2 separate regions of the Homo sapiens genome follow, and region 1 is linked to region 2. A link is an interaction called in ENCODE POLR2A ChIA-PET data of the cell type or tissue named here. Cell type or tissue: Caco-2. All regions are shown on one strand. Links, peaks and the distances in the headings refer to the core of each region. The heading gives the core; the rest is flanking DNA.

Region 1 (2,915 bases), core at 164-2,663, 210 kb before region 2:
ATAAGGGTTAAACAGCCGTTTGATACAACAATAGAAGAGATACTCAAGGCAGGGCATGACTAATTGCCTGGCAAATCATAGGGATGATAAATGTTTTAGGAACTCAGAGGAGGAAGCCGTTTCTCCAAGCAGGGCAGAACAGACAGACACCAGGGGGGTCACTGTGCCCTTTCAAAGGGGGCCCATAAGGCTGCTCTCTGAGGAGGTCATTGTCACACAGTGGGGGTTGGAAGGGTGCCCTTTGACCGTTTTTTCTTTTTAAGGACTAGGTCAGTATTCAGTCACCCACTTGCCACAGTCTACCCACACTGGAGTCTTCAGGAAACCAGCTAGTTCAGGGAATTGGAGGAAGAGCGAGAGCATGCTCTTTATTTCCTTTCCCACTGTTTCAACCTCTCCAGGACAAGCCTTCCATCTGCAATCTCCCCTCTAGAAAGTGGCACTGGAATTTGGTGTTCACATCATGTGAGAAAAGGCTGAAGACACTGGCTTGGAGTCCCAAAAGCATCTGGGCCATCTCTCCCTTGGCAGATAGATAGGTCCCACATAATTTTACAAAAACATATCATTTTCATGGTGGTGGTAAGACTGATACGTGTTTGGATTTTGCCCGAAATTTCAAGAGGCTAGAGCTGAGAAGTTCCTTTGAAGCTCTCAGAGCCCTGAATTGTGTTCTGTTTGGGTATCTATTAAGAAAACAGCCATTTCATCACGGCTCGTAAAAATTGGTTCATGGATGCCCAAGGCTTTATCTCATTAAATCCTGTCGCTATCTGTAAATGGTGTTCAGGCTGTTTCTCTGTGAGCAAGGTTATCTGACTGTTTAGAAACTCCAACCCTGGATGGTGAGATGCTGCTATCTGCAGATTTGGGAGAGATGACTGGCATTTCCCAAAATGCAAACAATCTCAAAAAGCTCATAGGCCTGGAAGTGCGGCAATGGGGCAGGGGGCAGCTGCTGCCCAGCCCAGTGGGGGCTGCTCTGGGCTCTGGCTGTCCCCAGCAGTGAGAAAGCAGGTGGCTGATGATAAATCACAGGGCTGTCATCTGCAGAGGCTGGCTGGTGACATCACAGCTGGGAAGGGGGCTTCTGGAGCCAGAAGAGGCCCACAGAGAAGTGTGTTGGTGGCTGAATTAGACATAATGGCTCTACACACACTGTGTCTCTCTTTTCCTCTTTCCCCCTCAAATCTGACTCGAATTTCTCATGAACAAACCAACATCTGCAAAAGCACATCCTTGTCGCCAGGGTTAAGAGCAAGTAAGTGATCCTGGAGCCCCTCCCCGCGCTGTGATGCAGTATTAGAAAGTGGCCACCATGGAATCCTGGCCAGTGCAGTGCTAGGGGGCAGTCAAGGGCCAGGCTTTGGGGTCAGAATTCGGGTCAAGTCCGGCCTATACCACTGGACTTCGGACGAGTTACTCAGCCTCTTTGTCTCAGTTTCTCCACAAGTAAAGTGGGCTTGAGATGAGGACAAAGTCAAACAGTGCATCCCAGGGTCTGGACAGGAGCAGCCATGAGTGGGGTGGTGTCTGCAGGATGAGACCCTCACACTCTGGGAGGCTTCAGCCTTGCTGGGACAGCAGGTACTCTTCGACTGAATCCCCTCTAATTTTTGTCCAAACCATCTAAAGATTTGGGCCATGGTGTTCTTTCCCACAGCCCTCCCAAGGACAGGCAGAGGACAGCTGCTAGAGAAGGGAGTGGCATGGGTCAGCTTGCCTAGAAGTCAGAGGGATGCAGGGGGCAGAGATGGGGAAGGCTGAAGTGCCTATGGGCTTCCTTGGTCTGGCCAGGACCTTGGCTTGGCCCCTGAAAATGGCCCAGCAAGAATTTCCAGGCTGGACACGATGGCAAAGCTGAGAGGTAGCAAGAGCCTGGTGTTTACCGCATAGCCAGGAGCAGCAGTGGGAGGCAAGCGGGGGAGGGGAATGGGGTTGGGGAGTCTGTTGTTCTTTTAAATTAAAAATAAGTTCCACATGTTGATGGTCCCCGAGGAACACGGACTCGGCATTGAAGGCCCTGGCAGCCATGTGAAAGCAGGCCCTTGGGAGGACAGGTCTTAGGGAGAACAAGGCACCAAGTATTTCATCAGTTGTCTGAGTCGTTAGAGGAAAACAATATTCCGTGAGTCCCCTGGCACACAACGCCATCAGGACATGAGGCTGGAAGGAAGTAAGAAGAGAGCCTTCCAGAAACCCTAGACAGGATGCTCCTCAGTGATGAGGTTGGGGAGAGAGAGAGAAGTTCCTAGAAACAGGAGCAATAGTGGCTGCTCCACAGCCCCCAAGGCCCTTTGCCCCACTGGCCACCAGTAATGAGACTGGACCTGGTCTCCACAGACACTTTCAGAGGCTGCCCACCCCTTCTCCCCTCCTGCCAGGATAGAGCCCAAACCCCTCATCTGGCCCCCAAAGCCCTTCAATAGGGAAGCAAAAACCACAGTGAGAGGAGCATGGTTCCAGAGCTGACATGCCCAGTAGGACGCCGGCTCCAGGGGCTGCTGGGTGGCCGCTTTCCCTTCAGGGGATCCACTTCTTCAGCCATGTGGGCATCATGGTGGTGAATCCTTCCCATTGAGTCCTTGTCATGAGCACTGAGTGGCAGGACACCCACGGCTTGTAGAATGCTGCCTGGCACATATAAGTCATATAAGTGCTCATTAGCACACAGTAAGTGCTCATTAGCAAAAGCTTCTAGGATTAGCTTTCTAGGCTTTTCTGCACGCCCAGCGATGTCGCATGCACAGGTTGCCTCTGTTGGCAAGTTCATAAAGATATCACAAACCACATTCTGAGGATACGCCAGGCAGGGGACAAACACACAACAAACGTCATCTTATGCCATTCCTTTGCAAGGTAGGTCCCCTTTCACTTGCCAGAAAACAGGGTCCAGAAGTGGAAGCGGCTTGAGC
Region 2 (2,915 bases), core at 230-2,729:
GAAGCTGGACATTTTAGTTAGACTGTGAGCAAATTTATTATATCCTTTAGGGTCCAGAACACGTTGAGATCATGACCACCTTGGTGGACCTCTGCCTATTCAGGGGCCCATGGATGGAACTCTGAGTCTAGCAAATAAATAATGAATTGCATTTATTTATAAATCAGTTAACACTGAAGTGTCTTTGTGTTCTCTACAGGATTTTCCAGTTCGTGTATTCTGTCTTAGAAAACAAACTCCTCACAGTCTGATTAATTTGTTTGTGCTGAGACTAGTACAAATGTGCTGACAGTGAGGTCTCCTTTCTCCAGTATCAATGGAAGATGAGGACTGCTATATACAGGCACTGGCCAAATAACAAGGCTTATTCACTCTTTTTTATAAATATCTTTTAAAATGTAAATCTTTTTCAAAAATCCAACATACTTTTCAATCTCCTCTAACATTTATAATGGAATACAACATACCCCTTTTCTGATTACTCTTATGTTGTGACATGAACCCCCATTATATACCATCTTAATGAAACCTGCAAGCTGTGTCTCTTGGGGCTGATCACCTAAAACATGGAGAACAATTCCCCGAGGCTTAAGGAATTCCAGCTCCCCACTGTTATTTCTGAATGCTCCCTGCACTTGCTCTCGGTGGTGTTCTTGCCCAGCCCGTCCACTGTCTGCTATGCACTGTCACATGGGCCGCTTTCAACGTGGCCACCTCTGTACCCCTTTCCCTTTATTCTCATCTGTGATGAGCTGGCAACCAGGACAGGGTTAACAGTAAGTCTAAGGTAAGAATAAACAAGACAAGATTCAAGACTGGAGAGCCCTCAAGTGTGTAAGTATGCAAGGACCCATAATGAGTGAAAAGAAAATCACTTTTGGCTTCTTAAAACTTTGCTTATTTTTTGCTTCTCAGTTATGCTGTACAGAGTTGAAGTTACCTTCAGCTAACTGAGGTAGACAAAATGTGTAAGTCCTCTTGATCTTGATATTTAAAAATGTAAAGAATAAACTGTGTCATAGTCACAAAAAAAGTAACAATTCTTCCTTAAAAACCTAAGTATTACAGTAAACTTGTAAAAACCCTTAAAAGCGTAATTAAGCTGAATTTTTGTTGGTAATTTTCTTTTTTCTACTTTTTGTTTAAGCAGAATCTCTCATCTGCTGAAAAAGATTAAAGACATCTTTTAAAGTATGAATGTGAGTTGTTCTTATCTGAGAGTAATAAGCCTGGTTCATGGAAACCACTTATAAAAAAGTTTCGCTTATCAGAGACTTCCAAAGCAAACAATCAAACAAAGAAGAATGTTGCTGTTAAGAAGCTCAAACTCCCCAAATGCAGCTCCCACTATCAGTGCTTGATGGATAAATGTTTGGCTTCTTTGTCTAAGGGCTCTGTGCGTTTATACCCTAGTGCACCTGAAAGGTGCACTCCTGGTTGACTGCTCCAGGGCCACCAAACAGCTACATTAAACTGAGTCAGGGAAATCTTAAAAGGATTATTAATCACAATACTATCCATTTAAATTAACTGATCAATGTTTTCATCCAAGAAGAGCTGCTGATGTTCATGCTCTGAGGATTTTTCTTTTCTTTTTTTTTTTTTTTTTTTTTTTTTTTTTTTTTTTGTGAGATGGAGTTTCTCTCTTGTTGCCCAGGCTGGAGTGCAATGGCGCGATCTTGGCTCACTGCAACCTCCGCCTCCCAGGCTCAAGTGATTCTCCTGCCTCAGCCTTCATGAGTAGCTGGGATTACAGGCATGTGCCAGCATGCCCGGCTAATTTTGTATGTTTAGTAGAGACGGGGTTTCTCCATGTTGGTCAGGATGGTCTCGAATTCCCAACCTCAGGTGATCCGCCTGCCTCGGCCTCCCAAAGTGCTGGGATTACAGGCATAAGCCACTGCACCTGGCTGTCCTGAGGATTTTACTGGAAAAACTTTATGCTTTAAATGTGATTGAAAAGAGTGCTGAAAAGGGCTGTATGTCAGGAATGAATACTGCTCCTTAATCCTTTGAATTCTAATTTAAAATACAGATTCAGACACTGGGAGTTTTGTGTTTGTCTTTAATCCATTTTCAATTCCCAAGGTACACTTAGTAAAGTGTATCTGTAACTAAATATCGGTATCTTTAATGACTCTTTCCAATGCCCCCCTCCACACACAGATATTTTGCATTTCTAATTTGCTTGGGACACAGGCAACCAATGTGCATAACTGAACTGCAAATGGACGCATGCTTGCTACTTTAGTGAAATTAGAATTCAGTGAAGGTTATAAAAATATTAAACTTAATATCATATTACAGGAAGCATAAGTATTTTTGATGGGCCCATAATTTTACCACTTCACCTGCTGTATCCGCTGGCAAACATGGTTTGGAATATTAATGGAAAACTCCCTCATTATTAACTGAAGCACTAAAAAAAAAAAAAAATCCACAACCACTAACAGCTTACCACAAAGACATTTTCAGAAATTATGTACCTTAAAAATATTTTCCCACCGTACAGTTCAGAAAATAGATTTAATTTTGTAAAGCTAGAACAAATGGGAAGATCCCCACTGCCTCAAAACAATTCGTTAATTCAAAAAGTTCTTTATTCCTTACATTTGAAATCTCAGGAGGAAAAAATTCCAACCTCCCTTTCTTCAATCTCTATTTAAGTGTACCTATTTTGCTGAGGTCCAGATTAAATAATTCAAAACCATCTCTAGTTGATAGTATGTATCATGGAGCAACGGGCCAAAACCACAGTATTCTGGGCCAGTGAATGCAAACAGAAAGCCCCCTGCACCCCCTATCTACCATGTGACCTCATCCAAAAAGCACAAACCTCAGAAGGGGCTACAATAAAAATGAGATGAGACGAGCACCCATGTAAAGGACAAAGAAAAGGATTCAAATCACAGGTC

The links. ChIA-PET counts read pairs that join two places held together with the same protein. Peaks named below come from ENCODE experiments on the same cell type or tissue, not always from the same donor. Only the 100,000 strongest peaks of a DNase experiment are listed, where the experiment ranks them.
Region 1: POLR2A ChIA-PET joins it to region 2 with 10 read pairs; 2 of 35 experiments call an interaction of 5 or more read pairs at or near these places.

Annotation. Positions count from the first base shown.
Region 1 is chr20:58,627,470-58,630,384 of GRCh38, reverse strand. No RefSeq gene overlaps it. Among named protein-coding and RNA genes, the nearest start is that of LINC01711, 5.8 kb to the left of the region's middle. In Caco-2, for the core only: no CTCF peak of the experiment used is centred there; DNase peaks (open chromatin) are centred at 1,347 and 1,872.
Region 2 is chr20:58,422,127-58,425,041 of GRCh38, reverse strand. All of the region lies in intron 2 of VAPB (VAMP associated protein B and C), which reads right to left. Among named protein-coding and RNA genes, the nearest start is that of VAPB, 34 kb to the right of the region's middle. In Caco-2, for the core only: no CTCF peak of the experiment used is centred there; DNase peaks (open chromatin) are centred at 1,361 and 1,756.